Regions from separate parts of the Homo sapiens genome. Here region 2 is linked to region 1. A link is an interaction called in ENCODE POLR2A ChIA-PET data of the cell type or tissue named here. Cell type or tissue: A673. All regions are shown on one strand. Each heading gives the region's core, and the rest is flanking DNA. Links, peaks and the distances in the headings are about the cores only. Region 1 overlaps LOC102724877. Region 2 overlaps LINC02026 (long intergenic non-protein coding RNA 2026).

What was found. Peaks named below come from ENCODE experiments on the same cell type or tissue, not always from the same donor. Only the 100,000 strongest peaks of a DNase experiment are listed, where the experiment ranks them.
Region 2: POLR2A ChIA-PET joins it to region 1 with 9 read pairs; 12 of 35 experiments call an interaction of 5 or more read pairs at or near these places.

The regions. Positions count from the first base shown.
Region 1 is chr3:194,118,848-194,123,244 of GRCh38, reverse strand. It overlaps LOC102724877, which reads right to left. Exons shown (of 6, transcript XR_002959666.2): 6 at 1-422. Among named protein-coding and RNA genes, the nearest start is that of HES1, 15 kb to the left of the region's middle. In A673, for the core only: no CTCF peak of the experiment used is centred there; no DNase peak of the experiment used is centred there.
Region 2 is chr3:193,985,520-193,989,916 of GRCh38, reverse strand. All of the region lies in intron 1 of LINC02026 (long intergenic non-protein coding RNA 2026), which reads left to right. Among named protein-coding and RNA genes, the nearest start is that of LINC02026, 16 kb to the left of the region's middle. In A673, for the core only: no CTCF peak of the experiment used is centred there; a DNase peak (open chromatin) is centred at 2,546.

The DNA of each region.
Region 1 (4,397 bases), core at 250-4,249:
AGACGAGATCTGAATGGAGGCAAAAGCATCAGGCGTCAATATGGGCCTGGCGTGCAGGATGCGCGGGTGGTCCTCCCTCCCTCACGGAGACAGGAGGGCATGGGAAGGGCTGCAGAGGGAGGGGGAAATCAAAAGCATAAACCTGGGCAGATCCTCCCTGGACACCCATCTCACTTGTAGGAGATAAGATTGGTGGGAAAGATGAACACCCAAGACCCTCCCTGCTCCAGTTCTGTGGAGGTGACCATATCATTTAGGGTTCAAACTGGAACACTTTTGAGAGTGGAAGATAATGCTAGTAACACTGATGCTGGGACAACTGGCATAGGCTGGGATACATGACCATCCCGGTTCTGCGGGCCTCCGACTGTATGTGCTAGATTCACGTGTCCATTCAGTCGTGGTGTGAGCAGAGATGCTTCCTGAGGGACAGGGAGAAGAAATATTATTGAAAAATCATTCATGTTTTAGCACCTCCATATCTGTGAGGGGTGATACCATTGATCTACCATCCTTAGAGGGAGGAACCCCCATTTTTGAGGCTAGAGGACCTCCCTTAGTGTGTATAGGGGCAGGGAGAAGGAGAGGGAGGTCCCGTGACGCCTGTGCTTACAGTGTATTTGACATGACTTGGTTTCTTCTTCTTCCGTAGAGCAGATGTGCTCTGGGCTTGCCCACCTGTCAGTTTGCACCCAGGTGTGGCCGCGGCATAGAAATTCTACAATGGACTCTTGCTTCTACCAGCCATGGTTGAGAATGTTCATTTTTTGATGGTGTGTGCTTATGGAAAAAGTAACTACTACAGTTTGAAGTCCAGACCATAGTTTAATGGCTGAAGGAAGTCTCCTGAACGAAGGAGCACTTTCCCACGTGAAATATTTGCCCTTTTAGCCTTGAATTTAACTAAGTTTTTAATGGTTAAAAAAATGCTTTTTTTCTGAATAGGTCAAAATCAAGGTTTGTACTTTGTTAATTTCCTTCAAACAAACAAACAAGAGAAGAAAAATGGCTCCCTTGCCTGAGTGCTCATATATATGCCTATTTAATGATTAATAATACCTTGTAGGTTATTGTTTGATGTGGCCTCTATTGGTTTGAACAGGAGAATACTGATTCACTCTTAAGGCATTTATGAATCACAAGTGTTTACCCTGAGACAATAAACGAAAGGGAGAGATAAAAATAATACCCAAATATGCAGAGTTCTTTGAGTAAAACCTGGAGATAACGTGGGACCTCAGTCTTTGATATCCTGAGTGGGGGCCACTGCTTTCTCTCACAGAATAAAGATTGTGTAGAATGACCAAGACGGGCTTTTGAGTTTTGTAGATTTTTCCTTTCACTTGTTGGTAGGTTTGAGGCAGTTTTTTTACCCTGGTTTCCATGTCACGTACATTGGTTTTCCCTCTCCCTGGTTTTGAGGTAACTCCATGCCGTTCATTTGCAAGGAAGAACCTTTCCAGGTCTGCAAAGAGCGCCCTTCTCTAGAGTTTCACTATTTTCCCCTTATTCCAGAGGAGGCTCCAGAAGTAACCCAGATGAGAAGAGAAAGGCCGGCCTCCGAGGTGCTGGTGGGGCTGGAGAGCAGGAGAGCAGGAGGGATTCAAGAGATTAAGAGAACCGACAAGTCTTGGTGACTGGATTGGACCATGATGGAGAAAGAGGGGTCCAGAGACGACACTGAGTGGGTTGTGGTGGCTCGTGCCTGTGGTCCCAGCACTTTGGGAGGCCACGGCGGGAGGATGGCTTGAGCCCAGGAGTTTGAGAGCAGCCTGGACAACATAGGGAAACTCCATCTCTACAAAAAAAATGAAGAATTAGCAGGGTGTGGTGGTGCCCAGCTGTGGTCCCAGCTGGTGGTGCTCAGCTGTGGTCCCGAGAGGCTGAGGTGGGAGGATCACTTGTTCTTAGGAGGTCAAGGCTGCAGTGAGCTGTGATTGTGCCACTGCACTCCAGCCTGGGCGACAGAGTGAGACCTTTTTTTTTTAAAAAAAAAAAAAAAAAAAGGAAAGGACACCAGGTTTGTTACTTGAGCAACTAACTGGCAGACCCTTCTTCCAAATTCCAAGTTTAATAATGATATCTCCTAGACTGATTTTCCCTCCTCTCTGCTGAGAAGTATAAAGTTCTGTGAAAGAAGATTGACAAATTTGCAGTTACCTCTGATGATTTTTTTTCAAAATGTTTTGCTTTGAGGTAATTTTAGATCTACAGAGAAGTTGCAAAAATAGTAGAGTGAACTCTCTTATACCCTCTAACCCGCTTCCCCTTATGTCAGTCTTACACAACCGTGGAATAGTCATCAAAATTAAGAGAATCATCTTGGTACAATACTATAAATGGCAGACTTGATTTGGATTTTACCATTTTTTCCTAGTCAAGTCTTTTTTTCTGTTGTAGGATTCCATCTGGGATTCCACAGTGCATTTAGAAGTCACGTGTCCTTACTCTCCTGCACTTGCTGACGGTTTAGGGGACTAGTTAGTTATTTTGTAGCCTGCTCCTCCATTTGTGTTTGTTTGGTGTCTTCTCAGGATTGTGTCGAGGAGCTGCATTATTGGAAGGACATCACAGAGAGAATGTGCCCTTTCCAGGCGTCATGTCAGGGGTTCCATGATGCCACTTTATCTCATGGCTGATGTTAACCGTGATCACTTTGTTGAAGTGGTTTCTGCAAGGATGGTTCACTGTAAAGTTACAATTTTCCCTTTGTATTTCCTAAATATTTTTGTAGGGGGTGGAGGAGAGTACTTCAAGACTATGCAAATGGTCTATTTCTGCTTATACTTCTGTCTACTAAATTTAGAATCCATCAAAGGATCTTGCCTGTAGCAACTATTATTGTGGTGATCTAATGGGAATTTTTTCAAATTTCCCTCATTTCTTCAACACTTATTAATGGGAACTCTTCCAGAGGAAGAGTTTGCCTGACATTACATTCTGAGAAAGCAGAAAAAAAAAATCCGTATGCTTTTGGAGCCTACATTTTAGATGAGACAGATAAGCAAAATAAATAAATCGGTTGAATGCTATTTTAAAAGGTAATTGGTACTCTAGAGGGAGATTAAGTGGGGAAAGGGGAAGGGGAGTGCCGGGAGGGTGCAGGTTTAAATTGCATGCTCAGGAAAGGCCTTAGAGAGATGACTTTGACTTTGAGCTTGCTGGGGGAAGCTTTCTAGAGTGAGGGAACAGCAGGTGCAGAGGCTCTGAGGCAGGACCACCTGCTCTAGGAACAGCCAGGAGGCCAGAGTGACTGGGGCAAAGTGAGCAAGGGGAAGAGGAGGGAGATGGAGCTGAGAGTGAGAGTGATGGGGCCCGATGATGCAGGCTGGTGAGAAGGAGGGCATTCTAAGGATCTAGCTGTTGCTCTCGGGGAGGCGGGAGCCATTGCAAAGTTTTGAGCAAAGCAGTTACATGACATGCTCCATTGTTTTATTTATATTTATTTATTCATTCATTTATTTTTGAGATGGAGTCTTGCTCTGTTGCCCAGGTTGGAGTGCAGTGGCACAATCTCGGCTCACTGCAACCTCTGCTTCCCCGGTTCAAGCGATTCTCCTGCCTCAGCCTCCCGAGTAGCTGGGACTACAGGCATGTGCCACCACGCCTGGTTAATTTTTTGTATTTTAGTAGAGACGGGGCTTCATCATGTTAGCCAGGATGGTCTCAATTTCCTGACCTCATAATCTGCCCATCCCAGTCTCCCAAAGTGCTGGGATTACAGGTGTGAGCCACCGTGCCTGGCTGACATGCTTCATCTTTGTAAAGGATCAGTTTGGCTGCTCTGTGTAGGCAAGGATAGAGGTAAACTGTAACCTTAATCCAGGTAGGAAGTGAAGCTGGCTTGGAACAGAATGGTAGGAAAGAGGTAGTTGGATTTTGGACGTATTGTGGGGGTAGAACTAACACAGCAAGTTTGGGCAGCACTCGCTGGCCACATGGATGTAAACCGTGTGACTCCCCCATGGGAGCCTTCTGTAATCTGGATCCACTTTTGTTGTCTCTATGCTGCACCTCATACTTGTCTCTGTCCCAGGACCAACCCTCTACCAAGGCCAAGCCACTACCAACATTTGCTCGTACAGTCTCCCAGCCCTCAGTGTCCTCAGCCAATCAAGATCCTTCCCGCCCTTCCAGGCAACCACCACCCCAACACCCACTAGCCCTCTGAACACCTGCTGTCTAGGTCATGGACAGCAACTAGGCTCTGCTTCACGTGTGCAGCCCCTGGAGGAAGGTACAACCTCAAATGCCGCTGCAGCCTCAGAGGCCCTTAAACACAAGAACCAGCACTGAGTACATCACGGGCTCAGTGGTTGGCTTGTTGGTATACGGCATATGCTAAGAATGAGACACTGTATTATGTTTCCTCTTACTCATGCAAGTACATGTTGCAT
Region 2 (4,397 bases), core at 211-4,210, 130 kb after region 1:
CTCCACTAATCACTGAGTATCATATTTTTTTTGTAGCTTTCAATAAATACTTGTTGATTTTCCCCTAGAGATCCAGAAGCTCAGAGTAGACTTTGGTGTCCAGACAAACCCACTCAGGTTATGTTGCAGTTCTCTGTCAATAACTCTTAATCTTTTCTGTCTCACAGATTTCTATGGAAATTTGGTGGAAGTAAAGGGGAATTGACTAAGGACCATTAATATATGTATGGAGTGAATTCTGATCACTCCTTTTGAAAATCCTTAACTACCACGTTTTTATATTTTACTTGTGTTATTATCTGACACCCCAAAATGCTGAAGTACACAGTGACCTCAAAACAAGAGAGATGTGCACAGGATTGGACGGGTTCATTTGTTTATTTTAATGTAAAAAGGAGGAGATAGGCAACATTTTTTGAGAAGAGTAGTTTTCCAGGATGGTATCACAGCTTAATCTTGCATTAGGGGAAAAGCACTAGACTAAACTGAAGCTTTGGTTTTTATCACTAGACAGTTGTGAGTTTAAACTTCCCTTTCACTCCAGTCAGCCTCCATTTTCTTACTGTAAACTGAGAAGACTACATGGGATGGTAGGAGATTAAGCAAGAGGCTGTATCTGGAAGTGCTGGCTACATGTAAAGTGTGGCATCCATGAGGGGGATTCAGTAAGACTAGCTCCTCAGAATCCACCACAGTCAGCACTCAGATGAAATCATGACCAAGGGATGGACATGCAGAGGCCATTTTTCTTGCCTTGAACAGCAAATGCTACTTGCTGTGTGGCCCAACAGTCCTGTGCCTCCATTTGTTTCTTGCTGCTGCAGCAAAAAGATAAACATTTAGGGAGGCTCTAACATGGCTTGAAATGAGCACATAGACACTACCATGCCAATGAAGTCACAGTAAGTATCTCTGGTCTGCCCATGAGAAATACCTATGTCTACCATAGATCCTCTCCTCCCCTCTCCTCCACACATGCACACAGTTAGCCTCTCCTTTAAGCTCCAATGAAAGTACCAGCCACTCTATGGACCCTTCCCTGAACTGTGTTCTTTTCTCTCCTCCAGGACATAGGATTCTTGTCCGTCATATTGTAGTAGCATTTACTGCTTATTTTGTTCATCTGTTACTGAAATTGGTTTATTGTGTACCTACTATGTTCAAGGCTCTGTGCAGATCATAATTATATATAGCCTTGGAGTTATATATTACCTGGAGAGGGACTCAGCTGTGAGCTGCCAGCAGCCAACATTCAGCAGCTGAACGGGGAAGTTACGGTAGGTCAGGTCGGCCCCGCCAGCAGCCTCCACAACAGACTCCGACAACTCCCTTAAGATGAGTATTAGCATCGTTTATCTCTGTATGTGTTACACCCCTTGAGGTCTGGGATTGCTTATGGTACGCGCATTCTTCACATTGTCCAGCATGCAGAGTGGACTGCTAAGTGTCCAGCCGTAAGTCACCCTACCACCTGCTAGAATGCTGGGATAACATGGTAGTGAGTAGAGCACATAATGATAAAAGCTATATATGCCCAATTTCAAAAGTTTGGAAATACAGACAAGTACAAATTTACCTATAATTTCACCCTCCAGAGATGACATCTGCTGATTTTTTAGTATATTTCATTTTAACCTTCTTTTATCTATGCCTTTATTTACCTAATTTGGAATAGTCTGCTTGCAACGTTTTATACCCCATTTTCCCATACCGTTACAAATTTTGAAAACTTAATTTAAATGTCTATATAATATTCTATCATATTGATGAACCATCCTTTATTTGCCAATTTCCTTATTAGACATTTAGGTTGTGGTCAATTTTTTCACTATTATAAACATTACTGTAATGAGGATTTTTTATAGTTATGTCTACATGTCACCATGCTTATGTATCTGATTATTTTTCTTTGATGTATTGGAAGAATTTAAATTACTATCCAAAGGGTATAAAATGTCTAAAATTATTGCCAAATTGCTGTCAGAAAGGTTTATCCTTTCTAGTCTTGTCAGCAGAGAATGCTGGATTTGTCATACCTACACTAACATTAATTGTATTTTTCAATATTTACAAATTCAACTAGAGTGTATGGAGCTCTGGTTTTACTTTTACAGATGTCTTTGATCATTAGTGAACTTAAACATTTTAATATATTTACTGGCAACTTTTTATTCCTTTTTCTCTGAATTATCTGTTTACGTTTTTAACCATTTAAAAATGGAAGTGTTGGTATTTTTTCTATTGTGGGCTCCAGAGGCACTGCTAAAGGTTTTAAAAACCATTCTAAGTCACCTGCATGCCTTTTGATGCCACACCATCCATGGCCACCTTAGAAGAAAGATTAGTCCCAGAGGTAAAAGGCAGTTTCTTCAACTACAGCCTTGGTTATGTTGGGTTATTGTGCCATTTGTTCCTTTGATAAAGAGTGCACAAGGAAATGTGAGTGCCGTTTTTTTTTTTCTTTCTTTTTTTTCCTGCAGCACGCTTGCTTTCCATTAAGCGGATCCTTTGTGCTGAAACAGATTTGCAGTCCTGCCAAACCAGACGATGCTGCTGGCAGGAAGATGCACATGGTCTGATGTTAATGCAAGAGTGAGAAAACCTCTGTGGCACAGTCATGGGAGGTCAGCCCAAATGTAGAGTTTCCTTCCTTCCTTCCTTCCTCCCTCCCTCCCTCCCTCCCTCCCTTTTTTTACTTTCTGTAATTCTAAAGTGGCAGGAACGACTTGACTCTTTAGACCATATATTTTTTTCAGAAATACATTTCTGAAAATATATTCTCTGTTTTGTATGTTTTCTCTGTTTTGTCTCTGTTTTGTATGTTTTTCCTGGGTACTACAGATTTCTAAAAACATTGAAAGAGTAAAGCCTTTTTTGGAAGTCCATTCATAAGATGTCCAAGAAGAATTCATCACAGAAACTTCAACCTATTTTTTTTAAAAAGTAGACTCCAACAACTCCCTTCAGATGGGTATTATCTTGATTTTACAGATGAAGCTTAGAAGAGTTAAGCAATTTGCTCAGGGTCAATAGCCAGCAAAGCAACAGCATCAAAACTTAGATCCAGTTTTGCTGATGCCAAAATGCATGCTCCATTCTATACCATTCAACTAACCTAGCTGTAGCCCCTAATTATGTGAGATCAGAAAGCTCTAGTTACAGTCTTTCATTTTTATTTATTATTTATTTATTTATTTATTTATTTATTTGCACTCTGTCGGTCAAGCTAGAGTGCAAAGCGCGATCTCTGCTCACTGCAACCTCCACCTCCTGGGTTCAAGCTATTCTCCCTGCCTCAGCCTCCTGAGTAGCTGGGATTACGGGCACCACCACCACGCCTGGCTAATGTTTGTATTTTTAGTAGAGACAGGGTTTCACTATGTTGACTAGGCTGGTCTCGGACTCCTGATCTCAGGTGATCTGCCTGCCTTGGCCTTCCAAAGTGCAGGGATTACAGGTGTGAGCCACTGCCCCCGGCCTCTAGTTACAGTCTTTAACTGTGTGTGATTGGAAAGTCCATAGTGGATCCATGAGGCAGGCCCTGCAGGGAACAGGACATCACTGTGGAACATTTGCCGCAGTATTAGACCATAAGGCTCGGAGAGTCCTCAAATTGCTGCATGAAAGAGAATTCTTAATGGAGGACAGGGCAACCATATTCCTGGAAAAATGGCAAAGGAGAAATTGGACACATTGGAGTAAAAAAATACAAAGAAGATGGTTAATGACTTCCTCAAAGACTTTAGGAACTCCCCCTGTGGTGGGTCAGTTTCAGAGTCATTGCAAAAGGCTGTGGAGTTTCTAGGGCTACAGAGGGCGAAGAGTGGGTCCCGGCAAGATGGAAGTGAACTGCGAGAGGCTCTACTACAGTATAGAAATAGGATCTCAAGGCTGGGCGTGGTGGCTCACGCGTGTAATCCCAGCACTTTGGGAGGCTGAGGCGGGTGGATCACGAGGTCAGGAGATCGAGACCATCCTATCCTGGCTAACACGGTGAAACCCTGTCTCTACTAAAAAATGCAAAAAAATTAGCCGGGGGTGGTGTTGGGCGTCTGTAGTCCCAGCTACTCTGGAGGCTGAGGCAGGAGAATGGCGTGGAGGCAGGAGAATGGCGTGAAGCCAGGAGGTGGGGCTTGCAATGAGCCGAGATCGCGCCACTGCACTCCAGCCTGGGCGACAGAGCCAGACTCCGTCTCAAAAATAAAAATAAAAAAGAAATAGGATCTCAAGAACCAAGAGGATGAGCCTCACGCATGGAGGGGCTTGAACAGGAGAAAGACATGCCAGTGGATTGCCAGGGAATGGGCATGCCTTGGTTTCAGATGCCAACCCCTCTCAGGTGCATGGTGAATTGTCCCTGTTAACTGAGTGCCCTATTGTAACTGCAAACAGTGCTC